Regions from separate parts of the Homo sapiens genome. Here all the other regions are linked to region 1. Evidence: chromatin contacts called from ENCODE Hi-C or POLR2A ChIA-PET data. All regions are on one chromosome and are shown on one strand. The core of a region is the stretch at or near the end of the contact, and the rest is flanking DNA. Distances in the headings are between cores, read along the strand shown. Region 1 holds the start of KPNA3 (karyopherin subunit alpha 3). Region 2 holds the start of GTF2F2 (general transcription factor IIF subunit 2). Region 3 holds the start of TPT1-AS1 (TPT1 antisense RNA 1). Region 4 holds the start of SLC25A30 (solute carrier family 25 member 30). Region 5 overlaps LRCH1 (leucine rich repeats and calponin homology domain containing 1).

What was found. A loop is a pair of places that touch in the nucleus more often than their neighbours do. ChIA-PET counts read pairs that join two places held with the same protein, here RNA polymerase II (POLR2A). Pooled maps may share reads with other maps.
Region 2: a map of CD4-positive, alpha-beta T cell shows a loop between it and region 1 (25-fold over the local background). The contact joins the promoter of GTF2F2 here to the promoter of KPNA3 in region 1. A Hi-C loop is called at or near these places in 1 of 168 maps with a recorded cell type or tissue (CD4-positive, alpha-beta T cell) and 4 of 50 pooled maps. POLR2A ChIA-PET finds 5 or more read pairs at or near these places in 1 of 52 experiments (naive thymus-derived CD4-positive, alpha-beta T cell).
Region 3: a loop to region 1 is called in a map with no recorded cell type, with 30 times the contacts of the local background. The contact joins the promoter of TPT1-AS1 here to the promoter of KPNA3 in region 1. A Hi-C loop is called at or near these places in 1 of 37 single-sample maps with no recorded cell type and 6 of 50 pooled maps. POLR2A ChIA-PET finds 5 or more read pairs at or near these places in 1 of 52 experiments (activated B cell).
Region 4: a pooled map shows a loop between it and region 1 (8-fold over the local background). The contact joins the promoter of SLC25A30 here to the promoter of KPNA3 in region 1. A Hi-C loop is called at or near these places in 5 of 50 pooled maps. POLR2A ChIA-PET finds 5 or more read pairs at or near these places in 2 of 52 experiments (activated CD8-positive, alpha-beta memory T cell and activated T-cell).
Region 5: a loop to region 1 is called in a pooled map, with 2.3 times the contacts of the local background. The contact joins the enhancer-like site here to the promoter of KPNA3 in region 1. A Hi-C loop is called at or near these places in 1 of 50 pooled maps. POLR2A ChIA-PET finds 5 or more read pairs at or near these places in 2 of 52 experiments (PC-9 and activated CD8-positive, alpha-beta memory T cell).

Annotation. Positions count from the first base shown.
Region 1 is chr13:49,791,348-49,793,972 of GRCh38, forward strand. It overlaps KPNA3 (karyopherin subunit alpha 3), which reads right to left and starts at 1,335. Exons shown (of 17, transcript NM_002267.4): 1 at 1,091-1,335. The coding sequence starts at 1,159. RefSeq lists enhancers at 1-369, 374-1,035, 1,036-1,697, 1,501-1,630 and silencers at 491-1,060, 1,181-1,430.
Region 2 is chr13:45,119,212-45,121,836 of GRCh38, forward strand. GTF2F2 (general transcription factor IIF subunit 2) reads left to right here and starts at 1,299. Exons shown (of 8, transcript NM_004128.3): 1 at 1,299-1,510. The coding sequence starts at 1,445. RefSeq lists enhancers at 929-1,572, 1,333-1,462, 1,573-2,214.
Region 3 is chr13:45,340,024-45,342,648 of GRCh38, forward strand. It overlaps TPT1-AS1 (TPT1 antisense RNA 1), which reads left to right and starts at 1,322. Exons shown (of 11, transcript NR_024458.1): 1 at 1,322-1,364. TPT1 (tumor protein, translationally-controlled 1) reads right to left here and starts at 1,160. Exons shown (of 6, transcript NM_003295.4): 1 at 1,019-1,160; 2 at 689-762; 3 at 1-161. The coding sequence starts at 1,046. LOC124903169 (a long non-coding RNA gene) reads left to right here and starts at 1,411. Exons shown (of 2, transcript XR_007063781.1): 1 at 1,411-1,607. RefSeq lists enhancers at 230-1,019, 2,599-2,625 and silencers at 917-986, 1,067-1,176, 1,337-1,536.
Region 4 is chr13:45,416,998-45,419,622 of GRCh38, forward strand. It overlaps SLC25A30 (solute carrier family 25 member 30), which reads right to left and starts at 1,376. Exons shown (of 10, transcript NM_001010875.4): 1 at 1,303-1,376. It overlaps SLC25A30-AS1 (SLC25A30 antisense RNA 1), which reads left to right and starts at 1,165. Exons shown (of 2, transcript NR_047031.1): 1 at 1,165-1,741. RefSeq lists enhancers at 731-780, 1,591-1,780 and silencers at 1,011-1,340, 1,381-1,480.
Region 5 is chr13:46,594,434-46,597,058 of GRCh38, forward strand. All of the region lies in intron 1 of LRCH1 (leucine rich repeats and calponin homology domain containing 1), which reads left to right. Among named protein-coding and RNA genes, the nearest start is that of LRCH1, 43 kb to the left of the region's middle. RefSeq lists a silencer at 954-1,003. Within about 2 kb of position 1,303, at least 8 of the 41 ENCODE cell types and tissues checked have a DNase peak (open chromatin) inside an H3K27ac peak, as active enhancers do; they include PC-9, where a contact is called at or near this core.

The DNA of each region.
Region 1 (2,625 bases), core at 85-2,584:
ATCCAAAGGTCACGGTCCCAGTGAAGTTTGTGCATTATACTTACTGTTTTCAGTAGCTGCAGAGAGACCTCTAGCGCTGCCTCAATAAGCCGAGTTTGCAAATAGTACCTGCTAATGTCACCTTAATGAGACAATGGCAACATGCTGAGTAGCAACTAACTGAGTGACCGCGATGAATGTTTAGTTTTGCAACCACTTGGAAATTCTACTAGCTTGGAGCAAGAGGTATGTAAGAGAATTATGAACCTGTGTATCCAATTTATTTTAGTAAAACGTGTCAAAGAAATTATCACCCTATGCACACCCCACTCCAAGAAAGGCTAAGAAAACAAGTCCTATGAGCGGAGGTCGGAGCAACCTCTTTTCCGAAGCCTGAACACAATAGATGGCAAACTATTGTCCACCTTCAGCTCGCTCCAAATGCCAGCAGTTGCAGGAGTATGAGCTGCAACAGCTCGGCACGACTAGTCCAAAGACGAGCACTGGAATATAAGAAAATGGTCCTGGCGCATCCTACCCTCCCCCATCGATCACCCTCAAACAAGTCAGTTACCCGGCTGGTCCCCACCCCCCTCTGCGGGCCGCCACCGCCCGCCTGGGCCCGGCTCGCAGAAGGTAGGAGCCCGGACCGGCAGAGCCGAGGCTCCATGTGAGCCGCGCGGGAGGCGCAGAGGGGGCTGCACCGGACGGAAGGTTGCACCGGTGGCGGGCGCAAGCAGCGGCCGCCCCCTCGGCTGTGCGGTCGGAGGGCCCGGGCGGCAGCATCCCCGTTCATCCGGGCGGCCCTGGCCCGCGGACCCCGCCTCAGCTCCACATCCCCTCCTCGCCGACACCAGGCCGCGCCCGCGTGACGGGGCCGAAAACGCCGGCATTTCCCGGTCGCCGCGCCGGCAGCTCCGGGGGGTGACTGCAGCCCGGCCGGCGTCTCGCCGCCCGCTCCGCCCAGCCCGGGGCCGCGGTGACGGGAGGCGGCGGCCAACTCCGGCCGACCACAAGCCGACGAGAACCAGCCCGGCGCCGGCCCCCCGCCCCTCCCCGCGTCGCCGGGCCGGCGCGGCCAGGCGGGCCCAGACCGCGGAAGCACACTCACTTCCACATCGCGGCCCTTGTTCTTGAAGCTCTTGATGCGGTGGTTCTCCAAGCTGGGGTTCTCGGCCATGGCTGCGCGCGGCTCCGGCGGCGGCTACTCCTGCGGCTGCGGCGGCGGCGGCGGCGAATCTTGGAGCGGGAGGGGGAGGAGGGGGAGAGCGGGAGGGGGGAGGGGAGAGAAGAGCACGTTCTGTGACGCCTCCGAGCGCGAGGTGGCAGTAGCGCCGGGGGAGGCGCGGGCCGACTGCCGGGCCGGGTGGGGCGGGAACGGTGCTGAGAGCGGCGCGCGGCCGCGGAGGCTGGCGACACGTGACCGGGGGCGGTGACCGGCTTGGGCGTTCGCCGGGCTATACGTGCCCGTTGGTTCTCGGGATGACCCTGCCCTCTTCCCCTGCAAGGGCTCTCCACAACCCCTCGGTGCTGCAAGTTTTGTGCCAGAAATGGAGCCGGACCTGGCGACTTTTACTGCCCCTCAGGCGCGGGGCGGCGGTCGTCAACTACAGTTCCCATCATGCCACGATCCGCCTGGAGTAATTCTCCACGCCTAGTGAGAACGAGGAGAATGCCGGGACCCTTCCGCGCGCGGCTCTTTGCGCGCCGCGCTCATGTTGCTGGGCACAAAGCTCCGCCCCCACAAGGCCGCCTCTGGGCGGGGAAGAGCGGGGGAGCGTCCCTGGCACCTTGCGCCCTATCAGGAGGAAGAGGGCGGGCCTTCCTGGGAGCGCACCTCGCTGCCTGTAGCTAGAAGATCAGAAAAGGAACAACCGCGAGTGCTTTGCAGTCTCGCTTTTTTGGGGGTCTTCTCAAATAGCCACCTTCATTCGCTCTTCCCATGCTCTGCTTCAGTTTTATAAATAGCATTTCTACCTGACATGTACATGTGTATGTATGTGATACGAGTGTTTATATGCGTTACCTAGGTGCCCGCGCGGAAATTCAGCTCAATGAGAGCAGGTACTTTGGTTGAATTACTGCTGAATCTCTAGTGTCAAAACAATGCCTACCACGTCGTAGATACGCAATACTTGTTGAACTGGCGCTTTAGTGTCGCCCAGTTTCTTCATCATCCTTCCAAGCCCGGTTCTGCAACCTTCACTCTGGCAGTCCCTGTATTTACATGCCCCCCAACACTTCTTGTTCTACCACCACACAGAATCTTAGCCTTCAGGCAGCAGCCCAGCCCTGGTCCGCAGACTCTCCTGTGTAGCACTCCCACTCCCTCTGGGGGCATCGAAAGAATGAAAGAGGGAAATTTGGATGGATTACACTGATAAAGAGCTGCTTTCGGCCGGGTGTGGTGGCTCACGCCTGTAATCCCAGCACTTTGGGAGGCCGAGGAGGGCAGATCACAAGGTCAAGAGACCGAGACCAGTCTGGCCAACCATGGCCCGCATGGTGAAACCCCTTCTTTACTAAATATACAAAAATTAGCTGGGCGTGGTGGCGCATGCCTGGAGGCTGAGGCAGGAGAATCGCTTGAACCCGGTAGGCGGAGGTTGCAGCGAGCCGAGATGGCGCCACTGCACTCCAGCCTGG
Region 2 (2,625 bases), core at 49-2,548, 4.7 Mb before region 1:
TCTCTCCCATCTTTCCTATTAGTTTTCCTAGCTAAAAGCAGAGTTCTGACAGCTTTTCCTGGCCCTATGCTGAACACACATAAAATTTCCTCAATTTTGTGCAAGGCTCTGATGTGTGATTCAATAAATTACTTGCCATTCTTAACAATACCTTACTGTTTGTTTCTCTTCAGCGAATGTTCTTTCACCCAAAGCCTACTGAAACCTGACAATGTGTTAAACACTGTGCTAGACATTGTGGATATAAAATGAATAAAGCACTATTTTTTATTTGTCAATTATACCTCAATAAAGCTCTTTCCGCCTAGGAGGAGTTCATTGTCTGGAAAGCAAAGGCAGATATGTAAACATATATATTATAGTTCAGAGTGCTAAGTATCACACTGTGATGTGAAGAAAAACTAATTTCTTCTGGGGAAGTTGATAAAAGATCTCATAGGAAGTGACATTTTCATTGGTCTTGAACCATAAGTAGGAGTTTGCCAACCAGAGCACAGGGGTGAGAGTGAGGGCAGGGGTAAAATAGGGCTTCCAAGGGAAGGGAATCCAGTGTGCAGAGGCTCTGAAATGACCGACGAAGATTCTGACGTGTTTAGGGAAGTCTGCTGGGTTTGATGTGGTTTGGTGCATGGCGGAGTGATGGTGGGAGGTGCAAAGAGATGAAATTGAGAGGGCCCAGTTGAAGCAGGAGGATTGAACTTTATTCTAGAGGCAATAAGAGAAAGAGAAAACTGTTTAAGCAGGGGAGGAAACGATCAGGTTTGTCTCTTACTTGTTCGTTTCGTTACAGACTTCCGGGTTTTGGAAACTGAGGTGCTCCGCTTGCTTCATCAGAACAGCTCGGGTAGCCTCTGAGCTGAAACACGGCTTTTTTTTTTCCAGGTCTAGAAACGGCATGTTTTCAATATACCCAAGGCTACTAAGTTTGATCCCAGTGCCCATTTGTGCTAATGACGTTGGCCAGGGACGCCAATTTACTACCCTGACCCTGTCCTTCAAATATTGTCTCTCTCTCCTTGGCTAGGGTTGGACATGTTCTGACACCTTTCGTCTCTTTGAACCCCATTTTTCCGTTCTGATAATCTTTTTCTTCAGTTATGCTGACCATGTCTTTAAATACATTGCTAACGTTTTAGCTCATCCCACCCTACGTTTTAATCCCTCAGATGCAGACATCGCGGACAGCCACGCCCACTCAAGAAATTTCCGAAACAGAAAGTTTGTCTGCAACAGCGCGCCGTACTGACGTAGCAGTGCGCAGGCGCAGTCCCGGCTCCTGGCGGCGTGTTCCTCTTTTCCTCGGTTCCCAGTGTTCTGGCAGGTAAGGAACGCCGGCTCTTCGCCTCTCAGCGCGGCTTGTCCTTTGTTCCGGACGCCCGCTCCTCAGCCCTGCGGCTCCTGGGGTCGCTGCTGCATCCCGCACGCCTCCACCGGCTGCAGACCCATGGCCGAGCGCGGGGAACTCGACTTGACCGGCGCCAAACAGAACACAGGAGTGTGGCTAGTCAAGGTAATGTTCGCGAGTCTCCCACTTGCGCTCCTCCTAACACAAGTATAGTTTAAGTAACTTGAGCCTATCCCGCTCCGTGCGCCTCTTAAAGTTCTTTTACGGCTATCTCGTTAGAGCTTCACACATTTTGAGAGGCAGGAGTCATTGTTGTATCTGTTTGCAGACGAGGAATTAGTTTAGGGACGCAAAGTGTCTTTCAGCCAGTTACTACTCTGAATCTGCCTGGACTAGATCTCTTTCTCACGGCTTTCCTGGAATCTTGTCTTGGTGTCCCCAGATTTGGACGGTGCATTTTATCCCAGACTGAAGAATTCCTTGTATCTTCCCTTGGTGAAACTGGTTTTAGCCATGAGCCTGCGTGAGGTAGTTGAATGTCTACTTTCTGTACAGTTTTCTCGGCCAGAAAGTAGGACTGGTCCCTGCCTACTCTTAAAAGTGTTCTCTTAGGTTGATGGTCCTTAATGAAGCTCTCAAAAGAGGCGAGAGAGCCCCAAACTCACAGAAGGAGAGGTCATTGGACTGGAGTATTCTTTTAGAGCACATTTGGGTCTCGTGAAACTGGCCGTCAATAAACGTTTTATGTGAAGACAGCAATTTTGGTTAGCTCACAGTAAGCACTATTTGTGCTTTATTGTTTCATATTGGGGAGTGTTTTCTCCTAGGGGAGTTTCATAATACTTAAGCATATTCAAAATGTGATCCTGAAAGTCGTTGAAACTTAAAATGTAAGGACTTTTGGTTTCTTAATGCTTTAACTGTTTTATCACATGGCTGAGTTCTCGTCAATTAAATCTAAGAGGTCTTTCTTGTCGGCCTTCCTAAAACAGCCCCCTTGTGATCATTTGCTAACACGACAGATGTGTATTACATTCTTCAAAGCACTTTTCACAGTGTAGAGTGATTTTGTGTTCATATGTTCAAAGTTGGTTACCTCTGTCTTTCCAACACACAGAATCACATTCCATGAGAACAGGATCTTTGCCTGTCATACCCAGAATAGTGTTTGGCGCATGGTAATTACTCAACAAATAGATGATGAATAAATGCATGACCTCTCATTCTTCAGCCCTCGCCTTAGTCTGTGGCACTCATTTGACTTATTTCCAAACTCAGTG
Region 3 (2,625 bases), core at 72-2,571, 4.5 Mb before region 1:
TAGGCTTCTTTTGTGAAACTTGTTTCCTGCAGGTGATGGTTCATGACAATATCGACACCAGTGATTACTGTGCTTTCGGTACCTTCGCCCTCGGGGCCTTCAGCGGAGGCATTTCCACCAATGAGCGAGTCATCAATGTTACCTTCTGTCCTACTGACCATCTGCATTAAGAAAAAGCAGTATAATTGCAAAAGACACAAACGCATCCAAAGCACCTTCCACGCCAATAGTTCACGGATAAGAAGTATTCTTAGTTCTTGCTGAAAATAAAAAAAGCACCATTTTGGGAATAAAGTTGTGACCCGTGGATTTCTCAAAACGACCTAACTTAAAAGAGTTGTCTGTTGGCCGGAACAAAAAATGGGGTCATTAAAAAGTTGTTTCCAGTTGCGGGCATGTGATGCCTCCGGTTGGTAAGTGGGGACAGGACAAACACGAAAGGACTCCAGGCTCCTAAGCCGGAAGCATCATGTCCCGGACAACCCCGGGAGGAGGATGGGCGCCGAGGCGGCGGGCCTATTTCCAGGATCAGCTCCGCCTCCAGTTTTCTAGAAAAACCCAAGCCCGGAAAGAGCGTCTCCTCCGCCAGGAGGCGGCGGGGAGGATTGCACAACCTCAGGCGGGGGAGCGGAGGAAACCCGAGCCCGCTCGGCCCGGACTCCCCCACGCGCAGGCCCGACCGACTCACCTTCCCCTCCACCTCCAGGCACAACCCGTCCGCGATCTCCCGGATCTTGTAGATGTCGGAGAACATCTCATCGTCTGCCGGATACACAGAGCCGCCCATCACCGTGCGCCTGGCGCCGCCATTTCCCGCATTTCCCGCGCCGGCGGCCGCACGCGGGATCTGCCCCTCCGTAGCACACCAGAGCTGGGCGCGAGCCCCGGGCACCGACCCCTCCGCGCTCGGCTAAGACCGCCGGCGTCCCCTAGGCCCGCGACGGCTGCGCCTTCCCCGCCCCCACCCGCACCCCAGACCCCCGTGTGCGGCAGTAAGGATAGTGCAGTGAGGACTCACGGCTGATGAGGTCCCGGTAGATAATCATGATGGCGACTGAAGGGAGACGACGACGGCGCTAGCTTAGCACGAGCCTGAAACTCGGAGCGAGCGCGGTGCAGCCGGAGCGGCGCTCGGGGGGAGGGGGGAGCGGGCGGAAAAGGCCGACTCAGCCGCTCCCCAACCTCATATAGAGGGCACGTCCCTCTACGTCATCGCCCGCTGCGCCTCCGGAAGCGACGCAGGCGGTGACGTGGCACGAAGAGCCGCGCGGGGGCGGGGCCACAGCGGGGGCGAGTCGGGGAGGTGAGCATCCGGGGACTTGAGGCGGAGACACAAGGCTCCGTTCCACTGGGCACGCCAGCGGGTAGGGGTGGGGGCGGGGAGGTGCGCGCGCAGCGTGGGAGGAGGCCAACTCTCGGGGCGCTCCCTAGCCCTGGGTGGGTGGAGCGGGGGAAGCGGAGTACGTTGGACCCGGCTCCGCCCTACCCCACGGGGCCGCCTGGAGAGGTGCTGGGAGCTGGGTGGAGCTTAGAGGAATTAAACTTTGGCCCTGCGCCTCGTCCAGCCTAGGTTCCACCCTTTTCTGGGAACGTGAGTATCAACCAAGGTAGGAGAACGTCGCATTTAGGGAGGGTCAGGCCCTCTGGCCTGGGGTAGATCTCGGGACTGCCCGAGGGCCTCTGACAACTTTTCAGCATCTGCCCCAGGGCTGCCCCAGCTGGAGTTTTTGGGACGCTTTTGTGGGGGCACCGCTGAGTCCGGATAGTGGGACCCAAGTCGTCCTGCTCGGCCCCTGGGGAATAATCGTGTGGGGCGCAAGGTCTGTGGGAAGGGACTTGGAGAGGAGGGAAGATGTCACGGGAGTCTGCACAGGGTTTCCATGTGTTCCAATTTTGTCCCATAATTGAAAGCTTGTGGCATTCTGTGGCGGACGGCTACGGAGCTAGCTCTTCCCTTTACTATTTCGCACTTGGTCTTGGAAAAGTATGTTGTCGCTTTAAGATGAAGTTGAAATTTTATCCCTGGTGCTAGAGGGTCACACAAAGGGAGTTTCCCACCTGCCCCACCTGTTTTTTGAAGGACTTTACACCCAATTACTAAGTATTAAAACAAAACAGGTCCTGCATGGTAGCTCATGCCTGTAATCCCAGAACTTTGGGAGGCAACTACTGAAACCCTGTCTCTACACACACACACACACACACAAATTAAAAATTAATTGGGTGCGGTGGTGCCTGCCTGTAATCCCAGCTATTAGGGAGGCTGAGCTGGGAGGATCGCTTGAGCCCGGGAGTTGGAGGTTACACTGAGCTATGATTGCACCACTGCGCTCCAGCCTGAATGACAGAGCAAGACCTTGGCTCAATAGCAAAACAAAACTTCCGTATTTAGTCACATCGTCACATCTTTGGCATAAGGCAAAGATACATGCCAGTATGAAGTCTGAAAGCTTGTTCTATTTCGCAAATATTTTGTGCTTTGTATCCCTTAGAACTAGGATTTGCACCAAGATTCCAATTGTGAACAAGTTCGATCCAGTCCTACTTATAGAAGTGTTCATTCTGGTAAATCAAAGTATCAGACAATTATAATACATTAACAATTGTTCATAAATCCAATAATAT
Region 4 (2,625 bases), core at 126-2,625, 4.4 Mb before region 1:
ACGCTTTCCAAGTTTCTCTTATTTATTTATTTAGAGGCGGAGTTTTGTTCTTATTGCCCAGGCTGGAGTACAATAGCATGATCTCGGCTCACTGCAACCTCCGTCTCCTGGATTCAAGCGATTCTCCTGTCTCAACCTCCCGAGTAGCTAGAATTAGACATCCGTCACCACGCCCGGCTAATTTTGTATTTTTAGTAGAGACGGAGTTTCTCCATGTTGGCCAGGCTGGTCTCGAACTCCTGACCTCAGGTGATCCGCCCGCCTCGGCCTCCCAAAGTGCTGGGATTACAGGCCTGAGCCACCGCTCCCAGCCGTTTCTCTTATTTAATTCTTGGTAAGTTCTTTCAGTTTTACTTCCTGTTCCCTTTTTAGTCTTAAGTCTTAAAACTGTAATTGCACAGCCTTTAATGTGCTCTCATACATTTATTGTTCCTTGCTGGACCGACTGCCCTTTCAATAATGCCCTTTCATGAACTTTTCCTATTTCCTATTCTTTTTAAAGGTGCAGAAGGAAAACTAAGCTCATCACAGACTTACAAAAAGCCGGGTTTAAAAGAAATCTTCGAAATTATCATCTCGTTTCACGTTAATTAACTGAGCCCGCGGTCACAAAGCTTCGCAACGGCAAAGCCAAAAGCAAGATTCATGCCTTTCAACTTTCTCACTACCCAAGTAGCACCGCAAGCCGAATCCGCAGGGCAGTGCCAACATTGTTTGCTACTCTTGCGCAGAACAAAAATGCTAATCACTGCAACTGCTTTACATGAAAGTGCACCTAGAAAGACTTCAAAACCCAGAGGTACATTAACTTTCCAGGCAAGTTCCTCCCAGCCTGTGTGCCACGAGCGATTCCGAATGTGGTGTGCCCTCTCCCACAGTGCGAAGCTCGCGGGCGCTCAGGCTGCCGTTTGAATGAACGCACGAGTGGGAGGGACGCACAAGCAGGGTTGCAAGCCCGGGGCTCGTTAGCAGACGCGGAGATGCCAGGACGGGCTTCGCACTCGGATCTGAATGACCCTGGAACAGGAATCACCCCACGCCAACAGCGATGGGGGCCCCGCGGCACCGGCCCGACCCAAGGAGGCAGCAGCCCGAGAAGCAGAGCCCTGTCCCCAGTCCCCGGAACCTCGCGCCCCGCCGAGCCCGGCCCGGCCTGCGAAGTGGAGAGCACAGGCAGCCCCGAGCACGCCCGGTTGCAAAGGAGGCTCCTCGGAAATCGCAGCCCAACCTTACCCCAGGCCCGGGTTCCAGGAGCCGCAGAGAAAGCGGGGCCGGCAGGAGGAGGCACGGGCCAGGACTTACCTGGCGGCAGCGGCCCCACACCTCCTCCAACCCGGACTCAGTTGTAACAAGAACCTGAGGCCGCTGGAGAAAAGGAAAAAATGCCGTCGCGGGCGGGGCAGACCCACGAGCCTGCACGCAGCCCCGCGCCGCCCCGCCCCGTCCGCGCAAACACGCGACCTCCTCAGCTCCCATTGGTTTCTGCCAGCACTAGCCACACCCCTGACAGCCCCAGATGGGGACACGGAGGGGCGGGGCCCGTCCCAAGTGCCCCTCAGGATCTTCCCCTGCCGCTGCCTGAGGGAGCTGCCCGGGACTCGGTGACACCTGATGTGGCCTCCGATATCGACTGGGAGGTGGAAGAGAAATTTGGGGAACGCATCGAGAACCGTGGAAAAGCAACCTTCGCAGGGGGCAACCTTCTCACGGTGCCCCCGTGAACCTTCACAGTTGGATGGAAGTAAACTTGCCCTTATTTTTTTATACCCCAGCTTTTAGCTTGAAAATATACAGATTAGCCGGGCATAGCGGCGGGCGCTATAATCCCAGCTACTTGGGTGGCTGAGGCAGAAGAATCGCTTGAACCTGGGAGGCGGAGATTGCAGTGAGCAGAGAGCGTACCACTGCACTCCAGCCTGGGCAACAAAGCGAGACTTCGTCTCAAAAAAAAAAAAAAAAAAAAAAAAAAAAAAAAAAAAAAAAAAAAGCCAGACCTGGTGGCGGGTGCCTGTAATCCCAGCCACTCGGGAGGCTGAAACAGGAGAATCGCTTGAACCCGGGAGGCGGAGGTTGCAGTGAGCCAAGATCGCGCCACTGCACTCCAGCCTGGGCGACAAAGTGATACTCCCTCTTAAAAAAAAAAAAAAAAAAAAAGAAAGAAAATGTCCAAACAGAACAAAAAATTAAAAGAACCGTACTATGAGTAGAAATCTTTACATATATATCTAATATACATATATGTAAATATTTATTTATATATTAATATATAACATTTTTAACGGTATGGCAGTGTTTGTGTTCAAGCATACCCAGGTATATTTTTGTTTTGTTTTGTTTTTAGACAGAGCCTCACTCTTGTTGCCCAGGCTGGAGTGCAATGGCACCATCTCAGCTCACTGCAACCTCCGCCTCCCAGGTTCAAGTGATTCTGCTGCCTCAGCCTCCCGAGTAGCTGGGATTACAGGTGCCCATCACCACGTCCGGCTAATTGTTGTATTTTTAGTAGAGATGGGGTTTCTCCATATTGGTGAGGCTGGTCTCGAACTCCCGACCTCAGGTGATCCGCCTGCCTCGGCCTCCCAAAGTGCTGCCATTACAGGTGTGAGCCACGGCACCCGGCTGTGA
Region 5 (2,625 bases), core at 53-2,552, 3.2 Mb before region 1:
CAATGAAGCGATCTTTGCAAAATAGTAAATGATTTTTCTTTGTCTCCCTGCAGAAGCAAAGAGGCTTAGACCTCTAGCCACTGTTGAATGCACCAAATCAGGCCACCTCCTTGAGCTACACAGAATGTTTGCATTATAGGATAGGTGCCAAGTGCCCTGGAAGGTTGGTGGAGAGAGAGATGACTTCCAGCTGAGATTGTACAGTAGAATTTAATATTTAAAGTTTCTCGATTTGACGGGGCTGAATTAGTTCATATGAGTTCATAAGTAGGAACTGCTTCGCTTAATTTTGGTGAATAAAATATCCTGGCTGCAAAATACAAAAAAGAAAGTCACCCTCATTTTCAAATGTATGGTTAGTGCTTTCCATAGAAAACATATGGCTAAATGTGTGTGTTTTTTTAATTTAGCTCTGAAATGTGAAGACTGTAATAAGATCTAGTAACAAGAGCGCAGTTTAGAAAAACCTGATTGACTCTAGTTTATGTAACTATACAGGCTATATAAAGAAAGTCTCATAAATGAACTTCATCTAAAGAGTGTGGCAGCTATAACCTTCTCCAACTTTCAGGCTCTGGGTGTTCTCCTAGCTTCTTCTGAGTTTATAGTCTTTATGTAATTATTAATACCATGATGATCATTCTGGGGTTTGCTTTTTGCCCTGGTCACTTTAGGTTTAATTTTATTCCATTCCTGGTCATTTATAGTTTTGTTCTGTCATCTCCCCATACCCATCGAGAACCCTATTCTCCTGTGGCAGACTTTAATGAATGTAACCGCAGATTATGTGTTTTCTTTCTTTGGTGAACTTAGAGGATGCATAGGCCAGGTGCCAAGTGTTAGAAGAAACCATACCTTTCCTGATGGTGCTGCATGGCTAGCCTACCCCGACCATGCAGTAAGTGACTTCCTCACCGCTGATGTGGCAGACCTGCTCTGCATCTCCACAGGGTTTCTGGGTTCTTTTCCAGGCTGTTTCCATATTGCACACTCAGACTGGGTAGGAAAGCAGGCAGGGCACAGTTTTATATGTACGTCAGCATTTTCACTTGGTGATGGATATAAGCTAACTTTTGTAGCTCTCCTAGGTTTATTACTGACATCTGTTCCCCCCTGAGCATATCCAGCTGGGGCTGAAGCCACATCTGCACTTTAAACTTCCATCTACCTTTATGTTTTCAATGTAATTTTAGATTTCATTTGTTTTTAATTGTGAACTCAGAAGAGATGAGTTCCAGCTATGACTCAGTGTGAGTTCCTATGTCATAATTCTACATTTCTGGAGTGCTTACACCTGACAGGAATAAACTCAAGGAAACAAAAAGAACAGGAAAGGCCTTAGGCACATACTGGTTGTTCTAGATGTGGAGTTCTGCTGGCAACTGCCACAGAGTGAAATTGGCCACATGGAATCCAAAGCACGGCCTCACATTGTTTTTTTTTTTTTGAATATTTTATGTAAGACAGGGATGTTAAAGGTAGAGGAAGTAATTAAGAATGGCAGCTATGTCTTTAAAATTAAACACATCGGTCATAACTTTAATGAAGGTGTAAAAGTGTTTTTAGTTTTAAACAGGCAAAAAGGCTTTTAAATACAAGTAACCAGTTTTGAGACTTTAAAAAGCAGAAGTTTTTCATGCCAGTGCTTCCTATTTTAGTTTCAAAGGAAAGGAGGAGGAGCTGAGGTTTGGATGGTTATCATAGATGAGGGAGTTGACATGATCAAAAATGTTTTTTTCCCTGGGAACACATCTTGAGTGCTTATCTCTTCTAATAGATAAAGGGCTGGTGAATTTTGAATGTTTCCTGCAGCTCTGAAGAAACACTGTGATCCTAATGAACACCGAGGAAAGCTTGTATTGCAGCCCTAAATATTACCTGCTTCAAGGAGGCAGCATGTTTTGGTACAGTCTGATCATGACTATAAATCAAAGCATCTTTACTTCTCCAGGGAGATAAAAAAAATCATGTGTTACTTTATAAGGATCTTGTAGTTGCAGTATGTCTGTCAGATGTTTCCATTTTTATGATTTAAGACACTTGGTGCTGCTATGAATAGCAAATTGGAAAAATTGGGCATTTTTTAAATTTTGAATTTTATCTTAGCATATATCTGGAAATGAAATAGCGATCTTGGAACAGAGACATCTTTGTTAGAATATGAAAGAATGTCAGTGAATTCTAACTTGAAGCTACATTGAGATGACATGTTAAAGGCATGAATAGACAAAGGGAATGATTTTCAGGAAGTGCCTTCTGGAGACTGTGGGAAATCCCGTCATGGGTAGAGGAACAGCTTGCGATTGGATCAAAGTCACGCAAAGTTACGCAGGTGGTAGATGCTGGTAGTCAACATGGCTAGGTCCATGGCAATCGATCATTTGCCCAGCATTTTGCCTGCTGAATTTGGGGGAGTGAAGAGGACATTTTCACCACCCCAGGAAGATAGTAACTAGTGCTCTATGTATGTAGCTCAGAGCCCTTGAATTTTCAAGTGACCTTTTAAAAGTTTCCCCCAGAAAGGTTTGAATAGACTTCCTATCTATTACTCTAAGTTTAGGTCTAAGAAAATTCCCAAATGGGTTAATACAGTCGATCCTCAATCTTTGAGAATTCTGTATCTGT